Regions from separate parts of the Homo sapiens genome. Here regions 1 and 2 are each linked to region 3. The links are chromatin loops, found by intact Hi-C in ENCODE. Cell type or tissue: IMR-90. All regions are shown on one strand. Region 1 has its middle 57 kb from the start of LINC03114. Region 2 overlaps TBL1X (transducin beta like 1 X-linked). Region 3 overlaps TBL1X (transducin beta like 1 X-linked).

Region 1 (8,000 bases), 810 kb before region 3:
ATATGAAATATCAAGAATAGATAAATCCACAGAGATAGCAAAATAATGGTTGCCAGGCATTGAGAAGATAGTGACTGCTAATGGGTATAAGACTTCTTTTGGGGGTGATGAAAATGCTCTAAAATTGATTAGAGTAAGGCCTGAATAACTGTGAATACACTAACAACTATTGCATTGTATACTTTATTTTTACAAGTTATTATTTTTTATCATTACTTTTTAGGGACAGGGTCTCATTCTGTCCCCCAGGTTGGAGTGTGGTGATGGAATGATAACTTACTGTGACATTGAACTCCTGGCCTTAAGCAAATCTCCTGCCATGGGCTCCCAAAGCACTAGGATTACAGATGCAAGCCACTGTGCTTGGCTACCTTGTACACTTTAAATGGACGACTAATGTTGTATATGGGTAATATCTCAATAAAACTGCTTTAAAAGTGTTATCCAAAATCGCTCATGAACATAGGTGCAAAAATCTTAAATACAATATTTTAAAAACTTATCAGCAATATATAATGAAAGGTAACACATCAATATCAAAGGTGCTTCAAAGTTAGAATGTCAGTTACTCTAATCTACTCCATTAACAGATTTATGGAGGAAACCCTATATATTCTTTATCTAGAAAATTACAGACAGATGGTGAAAAACACTGAAGAACAGAATTTAGGGACAAAACAACATGTTCTTCATTAGAAAACTTAATATCATAGATCTGTCAATTCTCACCCAGTTGGTCTACAGATTCAATGTAATTCCAATAAAAATTTTGACAGATTTTCTGAGTCATGCATGCCATACTTATTAAAAACTTACATGGATGTTTTCTTCTTTTCTTATTTTTCCTTTCCTTTCCCTTCTTTCCTCACAGAGGTAGCATGGCCAGTGCCCAAAGTATGATGATGACAATAAATACAGGCAAATATTTGCATATACACATGGAGATCAAGTAACAAATCCTAATTGTGGAGTAGGTGACAAGGTAGTTCATGAAATAGAAGACACAAATGGCCAATAAGCCAAAGAAAAAGTGCCAAGTTTCATTAGTAAACAGAAAAACAAAATGCAAAATGCAGTTTAAATTTATAATGAGCCATCTTTTTATATCCAGTAGAGCATGAAAAGTTAAGAAGTCTATTAACATCATCTATGGGTGAGGATGTGAAGTCATAGAAACTCCCATAGCCTGTTGGTAGGGGTAAAAATGACTTTGAAAGTGATTCGATATTACCCAGCAAATTGAGTTTGTGTATACTCTACAATGTAGCCATCCCAGCTATTCCACTTCACCTCCCGCCCCTCCATGGGGTATCATACCCCAGAAAAGGAACTTTGGTATTTCTGCACCAAGACACTAATTGCAAATGTTTGTGAGAGTAAAATTGTTAATAGCAATGTTCTTAAGATTCTTAGAAATTCTTTTGTCTAGCTGAAAGAATCTATTTATTCTACAGCACATTAAATCTTTCAGTGATTTTAACAAAGTTTCCTAGAAACACAGTCTTGATTTTATTTTTATTGCCAGGCCACTTTTTTTTTTTTTTGAAAATCTGTTACTAGTCGAAGAAGCTGGATGTCTTAGTTTGTTTTGTGTTGCTATACAAGAATGCCTGAAATAGGGTAATTTATAAAGAAAAGAGATTTACTTGGCTCACAATTCTGCTGGCTGGATCACTGGGCATCTGGTGAGGGATTCAGGATGCTTCTACTCATGTGCAGAGATCACACAAAAACAGAGGAAGCGAGAGAGAGAGAGAGAGAGAGAGAGAGAGAGAGAGGAGAGAAGTGCCAGGCTGTTTGTAACAATCAGTTCCCATGGGAACTAATAGAATGAGAAGTCATCCACCCCCAACCACTGAGGGCACTAATCTATTCATGAGGGATCTATCCTATGACCCAAACAACTCCCAATAGGCTTCAACAGCAACATTGGATCAAATCTCAACATATGGTTTGGGGGACAAATATCTAAACTATAGTACTGGAGATGAAAAACAGATTTATTTTCCAAGTGAAGCCTGGCCCCTATACTGTCTTTTAAAATTCTACTTGGAAAGTATCTGGTTCCTTCTCTACCTTGACTCTTCTATCATACTCAGTTAAAATGAACCAACAGACACTTTCAACAATCTTTTTGCTTTGCAGGAAAGGAGGTATTTCAATGACTTGGGGCTATCACATCATTAGTATTTTTAATGAGCAGACACATAAGTAGAGTATTTCAGTAAAGTGTTAAAAAATAAACAATGTATGCTCCTGTGAAGGGGATGGCTACTGTACCTCCAGTGCTGATCACACAGGCTTTTCTGAAGCATAGTCTGAGCAAAGACCATAATGGTGACTTGAGTGCAGCCATATGAAACCAGCAGGGCCAGCACCCCATGTGATGGGAGCAGTAAGTGCAAAGGCCTTGTGATGGGAACACACTGCTGTGCTGAGCAGCAGAATAAGGGCTGGCGGGTCAGAGTGCAGAGGCCAGAGAGGAGAGCTGTGAAAAAAATGGACTGTTGCCCATTAACTTTGTAAACTCTGGAAAACAGGATATTAGGTTGCATTTGCAAGGCTGCATGTAAGTTAGGTACTTCTTAAATGGTTTTGGTGTGTTATGTTCACCAAAATAATACTAATACTGGGGATGACTCATACTAAACAAGGCTGAGTTATGCTGACCCTAGATCAAAATTATGAGGTGAGTAAAGTTTGTGTTGACAATGCCTCTCCTGCACTTTCTGCTCCCCATTTCCCCGTGCGTCATACCTTGCAAGATACTCCTGCATTTCCTGTTGTGCTTCTCACGTCCGCCAGCCCTATACAGATAGTGGCATCCCCCAAAGATTAATCCACTCCTATCCAACACACTCAGCTGTGAATCACTACTGTCTGTGGTGGTCAGAAACACCATAGACATGTGAGTTCATGCAACAATCTTCCCTTTCTGTTCCCCATCAGACATTTGTTCTTTGAAAGAGAACTCCAGGATGGAAAATGTCTCAGCTATATGATAGATTTAAACTTTATAGCATCAATGGAGATTGTCCCCGCTGCCCCCATTTTCCACCTCCAACCCCTGCTATGGTTAGATATCCTAACTGAGCATATATCCATGAGGTTGTTCATTAGTGCTAATTAAGGAAAGGAAGAGAATGGTCGTTCAGCAAAAGGAGAGTTGTTTCTCAGTATTATTCATTATGTTCTTTTGGAAATTGCATGAGATGGTGACTAACCTATGTGTTGTCTCTAATTTTTCTCTGCTTCCTACACTAGATGTCACTGTGCAGCTCATTATTAATATAAGTAGCCTAAGGAAACTCTTCATAGAGAAATGGAAACTTTTTAAAATTTTTTAAATCACAAAGGATCCCTAACATGGTAGCACCTGAAATGCAAGCGATCTGCTCAGCTGGCTGCCATTCGGCATGGAGACAGCTCATTTCCTCTACATGAATTACCATTAGTCTACCCCAGTGTAACGCTAAGAAGACTTATCAACAACTTGAAATATGTTTTTATGTCTTTTTCCCATTTGCATACCTGTCAACCTGATACAAAGTGAGAATTTGGGAAATGCAAATAGCCTACTCATGAAATTTAATGATGTGCACATATGCTCTATTTTGATACATTGTAAAAATACACCATTCCCTGGATGCTTAAAAAATAATGTCCTCCCCTGAAGATAATGAAGCTTGGAATAGAGTAAGGACCCCCACCTCACCTACTTTGCCTTTTCTTGCCTCCTGTTTTAGTTGCATCATAAACCTTGAAGTCAGAAATGTGTTTAGTGTGTTTTCAATAGGTAGGATGGCCAACAACTCCAGTTTGCACCAGACTGAGAAGGTTTTAAAACCAGGAGGAGTTGGTCAACCTGCTAACGATGGACACCACAGAGATTGGCTTGCTTGTATTATTACAACCCATTACCCCCATTTGAGAACACCTCTGCACACACAGTCTGAACCCTGAGTTATTTTTGCTTAAGAACCAAGCACAAGACAAGGAGTGTTATTCAGCCTATAAGGATTTTTAAATTCTACCAGAACTACAGGTTTGAGTCACTAGTAGGCACCCAGAAGAAAAAAATATTTTCCAGGATGCTCTCCAGAAGCAGAACAATTTGGCTATGTCTAAAGTTTTAACAAAAGTGACTACAAAAATGGAATGACTTGCATAATTTCTAAAGGGCATACTGTAAAAATTTTTCAGAGACTCTGATAAGATAAATATGGTGCCATCCTGGCAAGGTAGATGTTCCTGTATTAGATAAGAGGGTTAAGTTTTCTGGAAAAAAAAAGCAAAGGAATAATGAGATGCATTGATCTAAGATAACAACTCTATAGTATATAATGCAAGCAATTACACTGATTCCAAAGGTATTGTTTTGATGTGGATCTAAAAACAGATTCAAAATAAGGTTATATTATTTTTCTCAAATGAAGAGCAAATCAGCAAACTGCTTTATTAGAGTATCAGGAGAGGATGAGGAGGAGGAAAAGGAGAATAAGGAGGAGAGGAGGAAGAAGAAGAGGTGGAGGAGGATGTGGAGGAGGAGCAGGAAAGGAAGAGAAGAGGGGAGAAGGGAGGGGGAGAAAGAGAAGAGGAAGAAAATCATGACATCTCTAATCTTCTTTAATCTTCACAACTGCCCTATGAGGAATGAATTTTTGTCTCCATTTTATAGACAAGCAATTCTGTTCTTATAATTGCTCAACTTTGCACAGGCAAGGAAGCCAGAAAAGTTTTGAAAGCAACTCTCTCTGCCACAGGAAATGCGACATTTCACCCCCGCTCCTTACTGTATCTAGAGTAGCAGTCAGGCGGTTCTCACTCAGGAATTAGGTCCTGCTCCAGGACCATTATCCTTGGGAGTCATTTACCTGACTACTGATTATGAGTACCTGGAGGATCACTCTGCTTCAGTAACACAGCTGTCATCTTTCATCTGAAGAGTTTGTTAAAAAAAATAGTAAGTTGAAAAGAATAGAATTCACACTATAGAGTAGTTTCTGCAGATTTTATAAAGCAGATAAGAGAAGAAAATAAAATAATGTAGAAAAGTCCCACCAGAAGAAATCAATGCCAAGGAGAATCTAATGCACTGACTATGTGCAAAGATACTGGAGAGGGATGTTGAAGTTCCCTGGGGCTAGGATCTCTGGTAAACAGTTCCTATGTCCAGAGGTGAAGTGGCCATGGATAGAAGTGGTTACCAGATCCATGCAGCACCTGTGTCCCAAAGGCAGTCTCCTGCCTCCTGCCAATCTCCTCCTAGAAGCCAACAGGAAGTCAGCTAGCCAAGGCCCACAGATGTAGTCCACTGGAGTCACTTCCTGAGGGTACAGAGAGGATGGAGAAGGGTGGAGGCACATCTGGCAGGCTATGGAAATACAACCATGACCAGCTTGGCCTAACCTCCTTTACTGATTCTGTTGGGTTCTCTGATTTGCTCATATTCCATCTGGCTCTAAATGACTTTTGTCACTGGGGCTGCTACGCTCCTTGAAAGACCTAGTTGCTCATTCTGCTTACAGAGTCTCATAGTTCTACCTCACATACACAAGTTTCACCAGCACAACACCAAACACCTCCATCCTAATTACAGCAGATTCAGGAACTGAAGAAAGTCTGACAATTCTGAAAAACATATTTTAAAATATTCTATTTTGGCCTGTGAACTCAGCTACATAATTACTTCTGAAAATGCTGTGTTGGCACCGTGGTGGAAGGGAGTTTATATAATCCATTGGCTCTAGGCTGGAAAAGATATCTTTGAGGTTAGCGTTTTCTGAAAGACGCTCCCAAGATACTCAAAAGCAATTTCCTCTAGAGCTGTTCCCAGTCTCCCACTTTTCAATGTTCATATGGTTAGAGGAGATGAGTTAAAAGTCATCTGCCCACCAGTCTGCAGCATCACAGTTTAACTCTTCCATTCCCACACACCAGTGGGAGATCCAAGAGTTGCAGAGTGGGCTGAGCTGTCCAGTGGCGTCAGGCAGGTGCATTTGGAATGAGATCCCTTACCAAGCATCACACCTCCATAACAAAAGGTAACTTAGCAGTCTGGTCTTCCCTGTCACTTAGAAAGAAATATCTTTTGTCAATAGCTGGTGTTTTAAGAAACATTGGTGAAGAACTAATGTGGATTAATGATGGCTGCATAGTTTTGTATTATCATTATAGTTTTGAGTGACACTGTGCTCTAGGTGTGCTTTCTTCACAAACTGAAAAATTAAGAAGCAATGGAGAGGAGTGCATTACAAACATGCAGAGACTGCTATACTACAGCTATGCCATGCTTAATAAAGCAGGAAACTATCAGATAGGCATAGTCCTTTCTCTGTAAAATAAGCAGCATATCTGAGGACATGCTACTCTAACTCAAGGATTACATATGACCGAGGGCCCAGGCACTTTGTGCTCTACAGTCACGTCTGCACCAGACCTCTTGCAGCTGAATGCAGCAGGGGTGCTGGGTAAGCTGAATAATGCCTCCCTGCCAAGATATTCATATCCTAATCCCCAAAACCTAAGACTATGTTACCTTACACAACAAAGGGGCTTTGCAGATGTGATTAAGCAAAGGCTCTTATAATGGGAAGATGACCCTGGGTTGTCCGGGTGAGCCCAATGTCATCACAAGGGTCTTTGTGAAGAGAGGCAGAAGGGCGAGAATGAGAGATGAAGATGTGAGGATGAAAGCAGAGGCCAGAGAGAGACAGAGAAATGGGAAGACGCCATGCTACTGGCCTTGAAAATGGAACAAGGGAGCCAAGAAGTAAGGCATGCAGGCAGCCCCTAGAAATTAGAAAAGACAAGGGAATGGATTGTCCTCTAAATGTCTAGAAAGAACATAGCCCTTGATTGTAGCCCAGTGAGACCCATTCCAGACATCTGACCTCCAGAACGGTCAGATAATAAGTTTGTCTTGTTTTAAGCCACCAAGTGAGAGAATTCGTTATAGCAGCAGCAGGAGGCCAAGACAGATGTTTTTCTCAATCTCCCTTATTTTGCCCCTGTCTAAAATACCATGAGCCCCCTCCTCCTTTCCCTCTTCCTTAGATATTTCTTCCTGGCATAAAGCTCTATGAGCTGGCTCATCAAGCACAGTTCTTGAAATACTAAATATGTAAATAAGGAATTCAGAGTTTTTATTGTCTGGGTCACAAGGCTACTTTCTAGTTGCGAACCCCTAAAACCTAACATTACCCTGATACCACCCCTTTCCTTTCTTCTATAAGAGAATGAACCTTCACTCACACCATCATCCCTACCCAAACAGAGGATGCCCCTGAGAGAGCTACAGGAAAGACTGCTCAAAAATGAAAAAGAGAACCAAAGAGGAAAAAATGGAATATTTTTACAGTATAGTCCCTGTTACAAAACTACCACCTGCCATATATTATTGCTGTGTCAGTAGTAAATTAAAGTTTTTGTCCTTAAGGAGCTTATAGCTGAGGTCAGCACTTTGAAAACTTGAGTTCAGCAACAGAATCACAGGGAGAGCTTGTTAAATGGACAGATTATCAGGCGCCACTCCCAGAGTTTGTGATTCAATAGGCGATATGGCTTGGCTGTGTTCCCACCCAAATCTCATCTTGAATTGAAGCTTCCCTAATTCCCACATGTTGTGAGAGGAACCTGGTGGGAGATAATTAAATCATGGGGGCAGTTTCCCCCATACTGTTCTCATGGTAATGAGTAAGTCTCATGAGATCTTGTGGTTTTATAAGGGGAAACCTCTTTTGTTTGGTTCTCATTCTATCTTGCCTGCTGCCATGTAAGACATGCCTTTCAATTTCTGCCATGATTGTGAGACCTCCCCAGCCACGTGGAACTGTGAGTCCGTTAAACCTCTTTTTCTTTATGAATTACCCAGTCTCTGGCATGTCTTTATCAGCAGTGTGAAAATGGACTAATACAGTAGGTCTGAGGTGGGGCTAACAATCTGCATTTGCAAGATGCTCCCTGGAGATATTGGTGCTGTCTAGTGGGAGAGGCAAAAG
Region 2 (8,000 bases), 150 kb before region 3:
TTTATGGGCACTGAGGTGCTGGGATCCCATATTCACACTGTTCCGCCACCATCACCGCCATTCATAACTCCCAAACTTTTTCTTTTTCTTGGTGGAGGAGTGGAGCAGGGTCTTGCTCTGTTGCTCAGGCTGGAGTGCATCACGGCTCCCTACAGCCTTAACGATCCTCCCATGTCAGCCTCCCGAGTAGCTGGGACCACAGGTGCGCATCACCACGCCAGGCTGATTTTTTAACTTTTCTGTAGAGACGTGGTCTCCTTAGGTTGCCCAGGCTGGCATCAAACTCCTGGCCTCAAGCATTCCACCCACTCCTGCCTCCCAAAGTGTTGGGATTACAGGTGGGAGCCACCGTGCCCAGCCTCAGAAATTTTTCATTATCCCAACCCGAAACCTGGTCCCCATGAAACAGTAACTCCCCATTCTCCCTTCCCCCGCAGCCCCTGGCACCCACCGTTCTATTTTCTGTGTCTGTGGATTTGACTAGTCTGAGGTGCCTCATGTCAGTGGAGTCATGCTCTGTTTGTCCTTTTGTGTCTGGCTTTTTTCACTTAGCATAATGTCCTTGAGGTTCTCCCATGTTGTAGCCTGTGTCAGGACATTTGCAGCTCAGTTCATTTCCGAGGAATTGTCCTATATGCAGGGGGTCTTAGGAACACAGGTAACTTCACTTCCCATTTGAAGAGCGAGGAGTTCTCCCGAGGCCCTGAACAGGAATAGAGACTGTGAGGCATTGGCGTTTGGAAGGAAGTGTCTCTGAAATAGAAACGACTGTCAGATGAAGAGGGACAGTTCAGTATGGTACCCGGGCCTGCCTTTCCAGACGTCCCCAGCCTCTTTGCCTAGTTCCCACTCTGGGCCCCTGGGCAGGTGACCCGCAGCTGCACATGGGTTTCCTGGGAAGCCACAGTGCTGAGGATCTTGGGAGAGAGGCTCAGGATCAGAGTCTGGGGAGTGCAGGAGCTTGCGGGGGGAGGGGGTGGGGTCAGTGGGGGCGGGGGGTGCTGCTTTGGGGATTGGGAGGAGTGGACTGGGGCGGGGTCACAGAGTCTTTAGCTGAACCCATGGGTGCTCTGGGTCTCGGCTTGTCCTGACTCAAGTCAAGGGGCCCAGGCCTTTGTAAAGGTCCACATTGCCCATTCACTGGGGCCTGGCTTTGGGTGAGGGTGGCAGCTGGAGATGGGGGGAAGCCCTGAACGGGAATCTTGGCCACACACTGCTATATCCGCGACACCAAATTCTATCCCACCTGTTGTTGGCTGTTCTGGAAACCAGCACTGAAAAATACGGAGTGGAAAAGTTTTCTGATTTTTTTTTTCCTGCTTTGTTTGGGTTTTTTGGAAAACAATTTCAAAATTAGCATATGGCTTGTTAAAATTAAATCACAAAGGAAGTGCCTATGGTAACGTTTTGATCAGGCTCTAGGTCTGTGTGAACCACGGCCCATATTTGAAAATCCAGCTTTATTGGGACATAGCCATGCCCATTGCTTTCTGTGTCCTCTGTGGCTGCTTTAGTGTGCCACCAGGGCAGACTTGGGTGGGTTGCAGCAGAGATGGCATGGCCCTCAAGGTCCAAGATGTTTACTCTCTTGCCGGTCCTCTGTTATCTCTGGTCTTTGTGGTTGCCACAGTTTTCTTGGATCCAGGAGTTAAAGGCAGTCCTGAGGGATGATGGCCTCATCTCCGCAGTTGCCTGGAATGCTGAATTTCAGACGTGCTAAAGGAGGGGTTGCAGACATTGTGTGGAATGCATTCAGACCCCAGATGTGGGTGCAGGAAGGCAGGCATGGCACAGCCAGGTAGAGACTGGTTTCCAGGCCCAAGCAGCCTTCAGCAGCTGTGCGCCTTGTTTCTGATGTTGTTTGGGAGTAAGAATAATGTAGACATGGGGGGTCATGAGGCTCAGGGTAAAAACTTCAAGGAAACCTCCATGGCATGGTTGGGCGCAGTGACTCATGCCTGTAACCCCAGCACTGTGGAATGCCAAGGTGGAAGGATCGCTTGAGGCCAAGAGTTGGAGACCAGCCTGGGCAACATAAGGAGACCCTGTCTCTACCAAAAAAAAAAAAAAAAAATGACCAGGTATGGTGGCGCACACCTGTGGTCCCAGCTACTCAGGAGGCTGAGGCGGGAGCCTGGGAGGTTGAGGCTGCAGTGAGCTGTGATTGCACCATGGCACTCCAGCCTGGACCACAGAGCAAGACCCTGTCTCAAAGAAAGAAAGAGAGAGATAGAAAGAGAGAAAGAAACCTCCATGGCAGATGCATGGAGGAATGGGTTAATATCTAGAAATACGCTGAGTGGTGGAGTAAAGAAAACCCACAATAGAATACCTGATGAATGTGGGGAAAGCACTTCTGAGCTCCTCTAGTTTTAGAAGACCTAAAAAGACGATTTAAAAAAACAAACAGGAGAGCCCTGTTATTGTTGATGTCTTCCAAAACGAACGTGCATTTATAAGCCAGGTGGCATTTTAATGTCACGAGGGGGTCCATTCTCCCATCTGTCTCCTTTGCTTTTGTTAGAGTCAGTAGCTTCTAGGTCTGCTTGACATTGGAGAGGATACTGAATGCAGAAAATTTTGTTTAATTATAATGATTTGATTTTTTCCTTCTGTATTCAAGTTTGCCTGCTTCTAATGAATTGGCAGAAATGAAGAGCTTGCTCAGATTTTGCCAGGACCATTTAAAAGCAATTAAAATCAATTTAGTTATTAAATTTGAAATTATTGTCTGGCTAAATGATAGTTTAAAATTCAATTTATACTGGCACTTACTTTTTAATGAACAGACCACATCACACATTTTTATGTTCTCAAATTATCTGTGGCTTTAAAGCTGTAAAAAAAGGTGCTCTTTTAAAAAAGCCCTGCATGTTTCCTTTTTCCTCTCTACTTCCGCTAAAATATTTACATGTTTCTTTTAAAATAAGGTGAGAAAATCCCCTTGACTTCTCAATTTTAAGAAACTATACTTATCTTTTCATCACAAATGTTCATTTATCTGTGTTGAAGTCAACCCAAGAAATCTTAAAATATAACGGAAAGAAAATGTTTCTGGATTTTTTCCCGAGAATACATATACTTTTAAATGGCACGTTTTACCCATTGACTTTAATTCCTCCCTCCCTCCATTACATTTTTAGATGTGTTCAATGAAACGTAGTCCTCCCCCTTTAAAAAAATGGACCGAGCATCACGTGTGAGGCTGCAAAGAGGCTCCCTGCCAAAGCATCTTATCTGCCGCTGGTAAAGCCCCGCCCCTCCGTCAGCAGCTAACCCTTGAGCGGGATGTGTGCTTGTGCCGGGTGCATTGCATTAAGAGAATGCAACTGAATAGAGAAGGATCAGGACCTTTTGTGCAGAGGTGGGGAGTGTTAAAAAGGGGGAGGCCTGGGTGGGAGGGTGGAGTTAGTGGGAGATGGGTATGCTTAGTGCTTAAATTCCCTGCATTCCCTAACACGAATTTAAGAAACTCACACAGTAAATGAGTCAGGGAGAGGGAGAGACAGGGAGAGAGGGAGGGGAGAGGGAGAGTTCCTTTCATTCATGACAGGATGAACTTTGCATGCTTCAGAACAATTTACATTTTTCCTTATTTCTAGGTACTTTTTTGAACTAAGAACCTGGAGGGTGTGTGTGTGTGTGTGTGTGTGTGTGTGTGTGTGTGTGTGTGTGTGTTGGTGTGTGTTGGTGGTGGGGTTTTTTTGCCTTATATTTCATAAATATTTCTTGGTTGATTAAATGTCAATAATCGCTCATTTCTGGTTTGTAAAGCTGTTACCTGATCCTTGAATACCACGAATATTTTGTACATTCTAAATAATTGAGAGAAAATAACAACGACAACAAAAAGACACAAATAAAAAGCATCTCCGCTTATTTAAGAAGAGTAGATCTGTGCGGGGCGCTGTGGCTCATGTCTGTAATACCAGCACTTTGGGAGGCCGAGGCGGGAGGATCCCTTGAGTCCAGGAGTTCGAGACCAGCCTGGGCAACATAATGAGAGGCTCTTTTTTTTTTCTTTTTGAGACACGGTCTCATTCTGTCGCCCAGACTGGAGTACAGTGGCACTATCTCAGCTCACCGCAACCTCCACCTCCTGGGTTCAAGTGATTCTCCTGCCTCAGTCCCCCTAGTAGCTGGGATTATGGGCGCGCACCACTACCACCCGGCTAATTTTTGTATTTTTAGTAGAGGTGGGGTTTCGCCATGTTGGCCAGGCTGGTCTCGAATTCCTGACCTTAAATGATCCACACCCTCCTTGGCCTCCCAAAGTGCTGGGATTACAGGTGTGAGCCACCACACTGGGGCGCAAGAGCACGTCTTTTAAAATCAGTGCTGTCTGTGGGGTGGGAGGGGAGGAGAAGTAGATCTGGCCATGCTGAAAGGTTCGTGCAGTGGCCTCCTGAGCTGCGCACATGCTTCTGGAGCTTTGGGTGGACATTTAGTCTGCATGTGGATCTCTGTCCAAGCCTGCACTGGGAGCCCCTGCCCCAGGAAGCGAAGGCTGCATTTCTTTTATGTCAATTAACAGATTTCTGCCCCACCCTGGACATCTGAGCGTTAACTGATTTGTAAGGGAGGGGTGAGGGAGGGTAAAATTACAATTCTATATCTTAACATTGGGGGTGAAGCATTTTTACCCTAGAGGAATTCTATCCAAACACATTAAACACTCTTAATAAGGGACAAAGGGTTGGGACGTAGCGGTTAGGGGGCAAGCCCATGAGCCTCACTCCTTGTGCTCTCTCTCCAGGAATTGGAGAGGGAATCCTTTTGCTTAGCATTCCCACGCCTCCCACGGGCCTGGCACTGGGCCCGCGGGCTTGCCTTAGTCTCCTGGGCTGCCCTAACGCAGCACCACGTGCCGGGCGGCTGTAACAGCAGCCCGTAATTCTCCCACAGTCCTGGAGGTTCTAAGTCCCAGATCGAGGGGTCAGCAGGGTTGGTTCCTCCCTAGGCCTCTCTCCTGGGCTTGTAGATACTGTCTTCTCCCTGGGTCCTAACAAGGTCATCCCTCTGTGTGTGTCTGTGTCCCCTCATCTCTAGTCCTGTTGGATTAGGGCCCGTCCTAATGACCTCATTTTACCTTAGTTACCTCTTGAATGGCCCTAACTCCAAATGAACAGTCACATTCTGAGGTCCTGGGGCTTAAGGCTTCAGCATATGAGTTGGGAGTAGGGATGTAATATGCCTAATGTCCAGAACAGGAAAATCCATAGAGGCAGAAAGTGGGTTCCTGCTTGCCAGGGCTGGGGACGGGCAGTGTGGGGTGACTGCTAGCCAGCACAGGGTTTCTTCTGGAAGTGATGAAAGTGTTCTGGAATTAGACAGCGGTTGCAAAATTCTGAATGTATTAAAAACCACTGAATTGTACATTTTGAAAGAGTGAATTTCATGGTATGTGAATTATATCTCAGTAAAGTTGTTATAAACAAAAACTGTGAGGGTAAGAGGTAAAAGGAAGGGAGTTGAAAGCAGCATCAGGTGTGAACAGCCCATAATTCAGCCCATAGACGAGCGCGAACTCCTAGCACAGCTGTCTGTTGAAGATGTGCGTGAATGCTTGCTTTCCGCACCCTTCGGCCTGCTTTTCTCTACTCTCCAATTTCATCATACATTCTCTTCCTTCCTCCCCCTCCCCACTTTTTCAAAACGTTTCTTCTAGTCCTTACTTGTGGCTACACAAAATTCCATAAACATAATGCTGCAGTTCAAAGAAGTGTTCTGATGGTAGGGAGATAACTTAGGAAAATATTTTACCTTTGGGGAAGTTTTGGTTTCCTTCTGAGTGAAAACCCTCCATGAAAGAGAAACTTAAATGCAGTTTTCAAATGCTCCTGAGACATTCCCAGCCTTTTCTTTGTGGAGAAGTGAAGGCAGGACAATTTCCAAGGCAAAGAGGGACCTATCGCAGACAGCAGACCCCAAGTAAAGAAAGGCACAGTGATGGTGGGTATTCGTGCAGTGTTTTGAAAATGTGGAGGTCAGGGATGCTAGCTTACCAGGCCAGCATGATCAAGTTACGAGAAATGGAGACCAGGACACTACCTCTGCTGGGTGTGCTGCTCCGGGCTCCTTCGAAAGGGGAAGCAGCTGGTGGACTTCCTTGGGCTGTGGTTAAATGGGGCTCCCATAGGTGCCATGAAGGCTCTGCAGAGCCAGGGATGCTTGCACCCTGGAGAGACCTTGCTCCAGGAGCTCAGGAGCTGGTAGGGGTGGTGACAGTGAAGCACCGGCTTGCCGTGCCCAGTGCTTGGGCAGTGCTGAGCTCCGAGGGAGGAACCCAGAACCATGCGGGAGCAAGGGAGGGAGGCAGGCGAGGAGAAGGGTTGCCCAGGAGCCTGCAGGTCGGGTCGGTGTTGTATCAAATTGTCTTTTCCTGCTTTGCTGTCTGATCCCACTAAAGACTAGCCAGAGAGATGTGGAGGTGAAAAATGGTGGACAGCCATTTTTCTCCCTTTCACTGTGTCTACAATGTCTGTTTCATATCAACAGCAACATCTGTGCAGGCATCCTAATGAGTATAAATAATGTCTTCAGAAAACTGGGTTTGTGAGGCTCCTGTCATCTGAATTTCTTTCATCATTTAAGTGATGATTTTTTACTCATTGACATACAGTTGTTATTTAGTGGCCACGTATTATTCGTATAGGGTTCTTTATGTGCTTTCTGTGTACATTTGTTTTCGTGCTCATCGTATTTCAGTGTGGCTTATATATAATAAGATGCACCTGTTCTTAGCTATTGTGGACTTTTTTTTAAAAAAAGGTTTATAGAGATATGATTCACATACCAAACACCCATTTAAGTGCCTAATTCAACAGTTCTTAATACCCTAATTTAAAAAAAAAATACAGTGTTGAGTATTTTCCTTTTCTCGTTTTTCACTAAAGTAGACTCAGGATTGGGGTTATCTGTCAGTCCCTTGGTTTGATTCTTGGCTGCCAGTGTTTACTGGGGACGGATGTTGGTACCTCCCTTAATAGGATATTGTTACAGCATTTTACAAATTCTGGTTAAAAAAAGTCCCACATGAGATCTCCCCTCTTCCCCCCTCTCTGAGTGTAGGCATTGTCAGCTGCAGTTGTCCAGCATCTCCAGGACTCTTTTCATTTGCGGGATGGAAACAATGTACCCTCTGAACAACTCCTCCCTGTTTCTCCTCCCTCCAGCTCCTGGCAACCACTATTCCACTCCCTGCTTCTTTGAATTTCACAACTTGAGGTAGCTTGTGTAAGTGGAATTATTTTAAAAGCTGGTTCATGTTAAAGTGCTTAGAACAGAGCTTGGTGAGCATCCGGTCAACAGTAAGTACTTTTATTATTCTTTTTATATTACTCTTTTTTTTTAAAGAGGCCAGACACATGGGCTTCTGTCTTTTCACAGCTTGGGATCTGTGCAGACCCAGGCTTCCAGAAGCCATCCCACTTGAATTCTTACTCCCTTTTCCCCTAAAAAGAAGCTCTGAAATCCTAATTGTCAAGAAGGCTTTGCCTGCTGTGCATGCCTGAGTAATGTTATTTTTGTCATTATTTGAGAGACAGAGAGGAAGCTTCCAGTCCCCTGTAAGGAAACGAAATCATCGTGCACAGATGTGGTTCTGTTTATAGAGGGAAGGAAATGGAGGTGAAGAGTGTGTGTGGCTTGCAGCCAGGCTTGCGAGTGTGCAGAGGAATAAACTTTTTTGCCTCCAGAGTTTTAACTGGAAATGTGTCTGAATTCTACCTCCTGGGCACACTGGCCTGAGGTCTCCCCTGCATACCTGATCGTGAAAGTCTTCGGGTGTGTTTGTAAACACGCAGCCCCCCTGATGTGAGAGTCAGCACAAACTTCTAAAGATGCGATGATGAATTCTATCAGAGAAGTCTTTCTGGTTTTGTGAAAATAACCTTGCACTCTTTAATTATATCCAAATGATCAAATCTGGCTCTGATGTCTTGTCAAAATTAATGTTAAAGGACAGTGCCCTTTATATTTTACTTGTCTGGGTATAAACA
Region 3 (8,000 bases):
TTATCATCATATTGTTTTTTGTTGTTTTTTTCTGGATATTTTTGATCTGTGGTTGGTTGATTTGGTGGACGCAGAACTATCGGATATGGAGAGTCAACTGTATATAAAATCAGGTCAGCACACTTTTCCTGTAGAGGAGCAGATAGTAAATATCCTCAGCTTTATGAGCCATGTGGTCTCTGTTGCACCTACTCAACTCTCCCATTGTAGTGTGAAAATAGCCATAGACAACACATCAACTCATGGGTGTGGTTGTATCTCAATAAAACTTTATTTACACACACTGGCAGTGAGCCAGACTTGGTCTGTGGGCCTCAGTTTGCAAGCCCATGATCTAGGCAATGCACAGATAGCAGATGGTGTCCCTCAGCTTTGGATAGCTGTAAGTATTACAAGTATGTGAGTCTGTTAAATACTTAATAAAAATTCCAGTTTTAATGTTACAAATTGATACCCTTGGTATTTGTTTTAGCTGAAGATGCAAAACCAACTCCACAGCTGCCTGAGTATTAAATTCTACTTTTCTCTGCCAAATAAGCAGTATTTCTAAAGGCCAGTGATTGATAACTTAGCAGATTTTGCTGATGAATCAGGCCAACATTAGCTGAGCATAGTAGTACACTGTATAACTCAAATGGTTTGTGAAGTCATTTGTGAGGGGTGTGGTTTAGCAGTGTCATAATTGCAAGAAACGCAATACATGTACTTGGTTTGTTTTAAATGTTTATGTTGCCTAGTTAGATGAGACAAATTCTTATACAGACTGTTTCCTCTCTTGTGAGACTATTACACGTTTTATTCCAAATGGACAGGACTTTACATGGAAGATCCTACCATCCTTTATAAAATGTCATCCTTTGTGTAAGCCTTTCAGTTTATCATGATTATACTCTTTTTTTTCTCCCTGGGAATAATTTTACCTCATCTGGTTATGCTCTGTTACTGTGTGTTATGTTATCTAAGGTCTATGACCAATTGCATGCAGAGGGTGGCTTGCTTTTCAATAGCAACAACCAAGAACCAAGCAGAAATGTAAGGAGAGTAGAGCTGGGGGTAGTGGCCTTTCAGGGTGTCAATTCCCCAACCATGGTGGGGTTGATGGGACAATATTGGAAACATTTTTGGTTGTTACAATGGGAGTGTGCTACTGGCATCTAGTGGGTAGAGGCCGGGGGTGCTGCTCAACATCGTACAATGCATGGGACTGTGTCCCCCACAGCAAGGAATGAGCCAGCCTAAAAGTCAGCCATGCTGTGCTTGAGAAGCCCTGCTGTCAAGAGATTCATCAGGAATACGCCTCCTAAGTAGGTGGCAAGCCTAGCGTCTTCAGGAATGTCTCTAGGCTAGCCTACTGGTGACACCAAGGACACTAACCCATCACCCTCACACGATCTTTCATCGAGGTACCACCAAGCTCTTTGTTCTCCTGCCCTTTAACTACTTCTGCACCTGCCGCAGGGGCAGTCCTTGGTGCTTCGTTTATCATTGACATTCTGGTCTTTGTTCCTACGGATGTCTTGTTGGGCAGAAGAGATGTGTTCAGAGATGCGGGAAAGCTGAGGAGGCACAAGGCACCGAAGTCTCACCACTCTGGCAGACTGCATATGAATGTGCCCATTAGCCCTGGAGTCCAAGTGGGAGGGGTGAGATGCTGGCAGGTGTGGAGGCAGGCATTACCTTCCGCAGCACCCTGGCACCTGGTTCTGGCAACTGTGGCCTAAGAGGAAGTGGTCAAGCAGCCTCTAGTACATAGTCCTTGGGCATTGTCTTAGTTAGTATGGGCTATAACCAACACCTTAGACTGGGTAATTTATATACAACCAAAGTGTATTGCTCACAGTCCTGGAGGCTGGGAAGTCCAAGATCAAGACGCCAGCAGATTTGGTGTCTGGTGAGGTCCTGTTTCACATGGATGGCTCCTTCTGTGTCTTCACATGGTGGAAGGTGCAGGGGAGCTTGCTTGAGCCTCTTTTATAGGGACACTGATCCCATTCACGAGAGTGGATCCCTCATGATTTAATTGCTTCCTGAAGGCCCCACCCCTTAATACCGTCACTTTGGGGATTTGTCTCCCACATACAAATCTGGGGGGGACACAAACATTCAGAACGTAGCAGGCATCTTCCTGTCCCAGAATGAATATCAGAACTAGCAAATATCCTAGCAGCCATTTCATCTGACATCCTTATTGTTCCAACAAGGAAAGCTGGGACAGCAACCTTTCCACTCACTGTGGTCTCCTCTCCATCAAATGTGTTGGGGGTCTGGCTGCTGTCCCATCTATGTGTCTCATCAGCACCTCAAGGTACTTTTTATCCCTATATCACAGAGGAGGAAATGCAGGCCCAGCCAAATGAAGCGACATGGGCCAGGCACCAGTGGCAGAACGAGGACAGAACCCAGCCATCCTGCCTGCTGCTGACATTTTCTCCATCCAGCCCTCCTGCTTGCCTTCATGAGACCACATGGCCAGAAATCAGTAAGAAAATCTTGCAAGCAAATGGACTGAAAAACCATTGCTCTAGAGGCCATGTAGAGATCCATTCAGAGAAATGCAGCTAGTGAAAATTTCAGCAAATAGGAGGACTTCTGTTAACCATGGCATGGAATGCACATCTCCCAGGTCTTTATGAAGGTGCCTAATTTCCAGTCATGACCTACCCTCTCCAAAAGAGGACCCAAGCTGATGAAAGACCTTCGAGGTACCCCTGTAGAACTTTATCCTGCACATTTGTCATTGTGCATCTGCACAGGATATTCCTTTCGGCAGACGACTTTCAGCTCTTTGCAGAAGTCTCAGACGCCACATCCTTAGTCCATCTTTACTGGTTCATCTCTTTGTTCCAAGAAGACTTAATTGAATGTGGATACTGTTGTCCACACGATCTAGAAATGAAATCTGTGTTGGAGAGCATAATCATGTAGAGAGATAAAGTTATACAGCCAAAACATGTACTCAACATTAAAAACCCAGATGAGAGAGAAATCAAGGGCACACTCCCTCCGTGGGTTAGACTGAGCTTTGCACACCGTTCTTTGTGAGTTGCCTGAGCTGCACCCACGCTGGCTGCTGTCCAGAGCTGCCAGTGGTCTAGCTGAGCAGCCAGGTGGAAATGGAGTCTGTGTCCATGCAGGGAATTCAAGAATTTTGGTTCCTGTGCTTGTGGGTGGGTCTTGGAGTGTAAAGTAAAAAGCGGAATCTCGGAGTCACATAGTCTACGGTTCACAGTTTAGTTCAGCGTCATATCACATGATCCTTGGGCGGGTTACCTGATGTCTCCAATGTTTGTCCTTATGTGTGAAACAAAAACAGTACCAACTCCAAACAGCTGCTACAAAGACTGAGGTAGTGGACAGAGTGCCCAGGTTTGGTTGAAGATGGTAATGTGGTCAGAATCGGCTCTGTTTCACAGAGCATGTGACTGCAAGTACCAGTTCTGTGGCCCAGTGCTGCTTGCGGGAATGAATGAGTCAGAGTGGATGAATGAAATGTCCCAGGAGCACGAGACTTTCCTTCCACAATTGCTCCATCAGCCATGAGGTTTGCTTGTCAGGTGCCGTCATCAGCACATAATGCTGCATTCTGGTGCATTCAGTAGATGTTTCTAGATACTGTTTCATGGTGGCTAAGAGTGGTTTCTGGCACCCAGGCTTAGATCTCAGCCCCACCCCTACAAACTGAGCAACAGGAGGCTGTCAGTTACCCTCAAAAGATCTCAGAGACTGATTGATCAAGGGGAAAGCGGCAGTGACAGAATGATGCTGAGAAGCTTGAAGCCATTTAGTAGGAGCCACGTGAGTGGCCCCCATCAGCCGTGAGAGTCATGATGTCTATGAGAGAGGAATCACTGTGGCCCAGAGTAGATAAGGAAGATTCCATGTAGTGGATCGTCAAGCCAAGAATGCAGTGAGGTCCCGCTTTATCCATTGACTGGGGTTTTTCTCTTCCACACTTTGCCAAAGACCTCAATGATAAAAGCTTGCAGGTAAAACTCTGTATAGCATTGGCAGAGAATAGAGTCGTTGGTGAACCCAAGGGTGGGTTGCTTCATTTTGGTAGGAGTGGGTAGGAGAAAAGGAAGGTGGATAGAGAGAAAGCAAGTTAGAAGGAAAAGGTAAGGTTGTTGTAAACAGCCTTGGCTTATATCCTCCAAAAACACAGGGGCGGAGGAACCCTTGGGGATAGGGGAACCTGGAAGGGCGTCCTTTGGAACCTAATGTAGGCAGTTATAGTTCTGTAAAGAAATATGCAAGGCTCTGTGCAATTGATTGTAAAATTAATAGCAGCTACCCTATTACTCTGTTAGATAAATCTCAACTACACATTTGATATGTTCTTTACAACCTGGCGGTGGGGACAGAACAGAGGGTGGATTGAGGAGGAGGGAGAGTAGACAGAGAAAAGTGAAGTGTAAGAAAGCAGCAAGGAGAGCACAGCGCAGAGCTCGTCTCCTGGAGGAACATTCCCATCTGGTGAGCGTTTTGTTTATTGCAAGGTCAGTTTGCATTTGGATAAGGCGAGGCAGAAGGGCACTGATACGGAAGCAGAGGGAAGCCGGCTGCCACTGCCCCTCATTGGCTGAATGAAAGGCGGCGGAAGAGGAGCACCTGTCCAGCAAGGCTGACAGTCCTGCCTCCTGGGATAAGCAGATTCTCAGCCTGCAGAGTGGTCTAACCAGGGAGGTAGAGTGGCTGCTTTCCGAACTCCCTGCTTCCTGCTCATTTGCCTCATGCATGGAAGTTGTAAACAGTGTGAGAGTTGAAAGCCACACCATGGGAATGCCTTGGTGTCCACCCCACCTGTTGCCAGGAACCGAGCACTGGGGGTCCATGTTCCTCACACGAGATCCCCCCATGATGTCCACCTCCCAAGGATTTCAAGCTCCTGTGCACCCTCAGGCCGCCTCTGCACCAAGCAAAGTGACCCAGCCCTGCCAGGCGGGGTTGCCTGTTTTAGGAAACTCCCTGCAGCAGCCTAGGCTTGCTGGCAGTGGGATGCCACCTCCCTCTCTCTCCTTGATGAAGGGCTGTCGCAGCTTCCTCATCACCCCCAGACCTCCACATAGATGCCCTGCATCATTGCCTTCTTTCCTTGAAGCAGGCGCCATCCACAAGAGCAAGGCATGGCTTTCTGTGTATTCGGTCCTGACCCCCTTCCCAACAGCTTCATTCAAGAGCCTTCATCCAAAGCTGATCTGAAAACACCTTTAAATTGCCAAGCATCATTGATAGCAGCTTCCTAGAGCGGCAGTGAAAGAGATGCACTGGGGGAGGAGAGGAAAAGAGCCAGCATCAATTAGCAAAGAGAAAATTCCCAGTGTTTTGAGAAAATGACTCAGTGCCACACCAGTCAGTCCAGGACGGCCTCTTCTCCGTCTTCAGTTGTTGAGTTGTGATACACTTGCCCCGCGTGCCAGGAGGACTCAGGGTCAGCGTTTGCTGTTCCCTCATCTTGGGCTGAAGAAAGGTGCCCTGTGTGCTTTCAGGGGGTGACACAGAGAGGCTTCAGCATGAGCTTCTGCACAGTCTTACGAACCACGGAGTTTTGGTGGGGAGCCTGGAGCCAAATTTGAGTAACAGAAATGTCCAACCGGGGCATGCAGGGCAAACTATTGTCTGTTCTGCTTTGTTCTTAATAACACTGAAACGGTTCTACCATTTAAGTCCCTTGTTTCATCACATACCAATCCTGGTCTTCCTGGGTCTGAAGTCCCTCCCTCTCTCCCTGCCCTTTCCCACCTTACTGAACCCAAATCAGAAGCATCCCTGGGCATTCTGCAGCCGTGTCTGTCCCTGCAAATTAAGTGTGTTTGAAGTCTGCGGGCCACCTTCAGATCTCAATGGCTGCACCTCCCTCCTTCAATTCGGGTCTCACTCAACCTCAGCTTTCCCCTCTTGCCACAGGTTTTTCCCACTCGGCTTTCACGTTTGGGATTGAGAGCCACATCAGCCAGTCCAACATCAATGGGACGCTAGTGCCACCGGCCGCCCTCATCTCCATTCTCCAGAAGGGCCTGCAGTATGTAGAGGCCGAGATCAGTATCAACGAGGTACGTAGCTGCTGGGCCCGGCCCCCAAACAGCAGAGCCCTGGGAAGCTGCAGGAGCTTGGAACACATTGGAAGCTAACATGCATTTCCCTCAGGCATTTGGGATTAATTCCGCGGCAGGGTGCAGTGGCTCATGCCTGTAATCCCAGGACTTTGGGAGGCCGAGGCAGGAAGTCTACTTGACCCCAGGAGTTTGAGACCAGCCTGGACAACATGGTGTAACAGCATTTCTACAAAAAACAATTTTTTAATTAGCCCAGTGTGGTGGTACGCACCTGTAGCCCCAGCTCTCGGGAGGCTGAGGTGAGAGGATCAGATCACTTAAGCCTGAGAGGTTGAGGCTGCAGTAAGCTATAATTGCACCAGTACACTCCAGCCTGGGCAATGCAGTGAGACTCCATCTCTAAAATTAAAAAAAAAAAAAAAAAAGGAAGAAGAAGAAAGTAAGTTGGGTTCTTTTCCACTTTGTGTTAATACCGGTTGTGTGGACACACAGCAGCAAGCTTCCAGTGCCCCTCCCACATGGCTCTGTGTTTTTGACTTAAATGTAGAATCACTGGCTGTTAGTTGATGTAAACACTTACACCGCCACATCTGAAAAAGATACGGCAGATCTTCAGCTGCTCTGGGCTTCGGAGTGGACGTTTGCCTTGCACTTAATGCAGACTTGCTGTCTCTTCTTGATTTCTGGAGCAGGTTGGTTAGAGAGGGGCCCCACACATGGTCAGGTGGAATCTGTATTTCAGCAGAACCCGGCAGAGGGCATCACCAGAGGCTGCGTCAGGGCAGAGAGGTGATGGCTCTGGTGTTAATGAGGATCTCAAGGGATGCCTTCATTACCGGGCTCGTTGTAGAGCAGATGGGGTAGGAGGATGGAAAAATAAATGCACATTAAAACTGTGCACTTGGCTTGGAACCCCTCCCACTTTTTACATTGGTCCACAGTGAGGAGTTGTGCCAATTTTATACCAATTTTGGTTTTAAACCACACACCTCACCCTCTCTTGTCCCCTCCTATTCTGGTCTCATGATTCTGCAGTGAAGATCCCCTTGACTTCTGGGGAATAATGGGATCCACAACCTTTCTTGCCGCCTTCACCTGAGTCCCTATTTTATTTTTAGAGACTGAGTCTCACACTGTTGCCCAGGCTAGGGTGCAGTGGCACAGTCATGGCTTACTGCAGCCTCGACCTCCTGGGCTCAAGTGATCCTCCTGTCTCAGCCTCCCAAAGCACTGGGACCACAGACAGTCCCTGTTACTGATTTCTCAGTCCCCTGCAGCTTCCTCCCTCTGCTTCTCTTTCTCCTACTCTGACCCAGGCGCGTGATTCTACTGAACTTTTCCATACTGTACCGTCATCCATCCCACCTGGCAGTCACATTCTTCCAGGATTCCCTCTGTCCCGTCTTTCTGGGAACTGGTCTTGCCCTTACAAACCTTTCTCCTTCACAGCATGTTACACTGCTTTAAAAAACTCTTTTAGAAAATCACAAAGTAATAATATCCTGTTCTCTTTTTCTTTTCTTTTCTTTTTTTTTTTTTTTTTTTTTTTAAGACAGGGTCTCTCTCTGTCACCCAGGTGGGAGTACAGTGGTACAATCATAGCTCACTACAGCCTCAACCTCCTGGCTCAAAAGATCCTCCTGCCTCAGCCTCCTGAGCAGCTGGAACTTATAGGTACACACCACCACGTCCAGATAATTTTTTTATTTTTTGTAGAGATGAGGTCTCGCTGGTCTTGAACTCCTGGGCTCAAGCGATCCTCCCGCGATCCTCCCGCCTTGGCCTCCCAAAGTGCTGGGAGTACAGGCGTGAGCCACTGTACCCAGTCCCTGTTTTCTTTCTTGCACTTCTGCCTGCCATTTTTCGCAAAGCTGTGGCTTTCGAAACTCCGGTGTTTTTTCCTCTCTTGTGCTCCTTTTTCCCTGGCAAACCCCTTCACACTGTGTG

The links. A loop is a pair of places that touch in the nucleus more often than their neighbours do. Peaks named below come from ENCODE experiments on the same cell type or tissue, not always from the same donor. Only the 100,000 strongest peaks of a DNase experiment are listed, where the experiment ranks them.
Region 1: a loop joins it to region 3, with 10 times the contacts of the local background. A loop is called at or near these places in 2 of 110 quality-filtered maps.
Region 2: it touches region 3 in a loop (11-fold over the local background); 4 of 110 quality-filtered maps call a loop at or near these places.

Annotation. Positions count from the first base shown.
Region 1 is chrX:8,865,856-8,873,855 of GRCh38, forward strand. No RefSeq gene overlaps it. Among named protein-coding and RNA genes, the nearest start is that of LINC03114, 57 kb to the right of the region's middle. In IMR-90, a CTCF peak has its summit at 3,253 (motif pointing right); a DNase peak (open chromatin) is centred at 2,756; H3K27ac peaks cover 1,664 bases.
Region 2 is chrX:9,527,725-9,535,724 of GRCh38, forward strand. All of the region lies in intron 2 of TBL1X (transducin beta like 1 X-linked), which reads left to right. Among named protein-coding and RNA genes, the nearest start is that of TBL1X, 67 kb to the left of the region's middle. RefSeq lists silencers at 3,085-3,379, 3,206-3,275 and enhancers at 3,091-3,662, 4,804-5,373. In IMR-90, no CTCF peak of the experiment used is centred here; a DNase peak (open chromatin) is centred at 3,397; H3K27ac peaks cover 485 bases.
Region 3 is chrX:9,678,139-9,686,138 of GRCh38, forward strand. TBL1X (transducin beta like 1 X-linked) reads left to right here. Exons shown (of 18, transcript NM_005647.4): 6 at 5,905-6,050. Among named protein-coding and RNA genes, the nearest start is that of GPR143, 84 kb to the right of the region's middle. RefSeq lists an enhancer at 4,306-4,806. In IMR-90, a CTCF peak has its summit at 4,470; DNase peaks (open chromatin) are centred at 633, 3,493 and 4,443.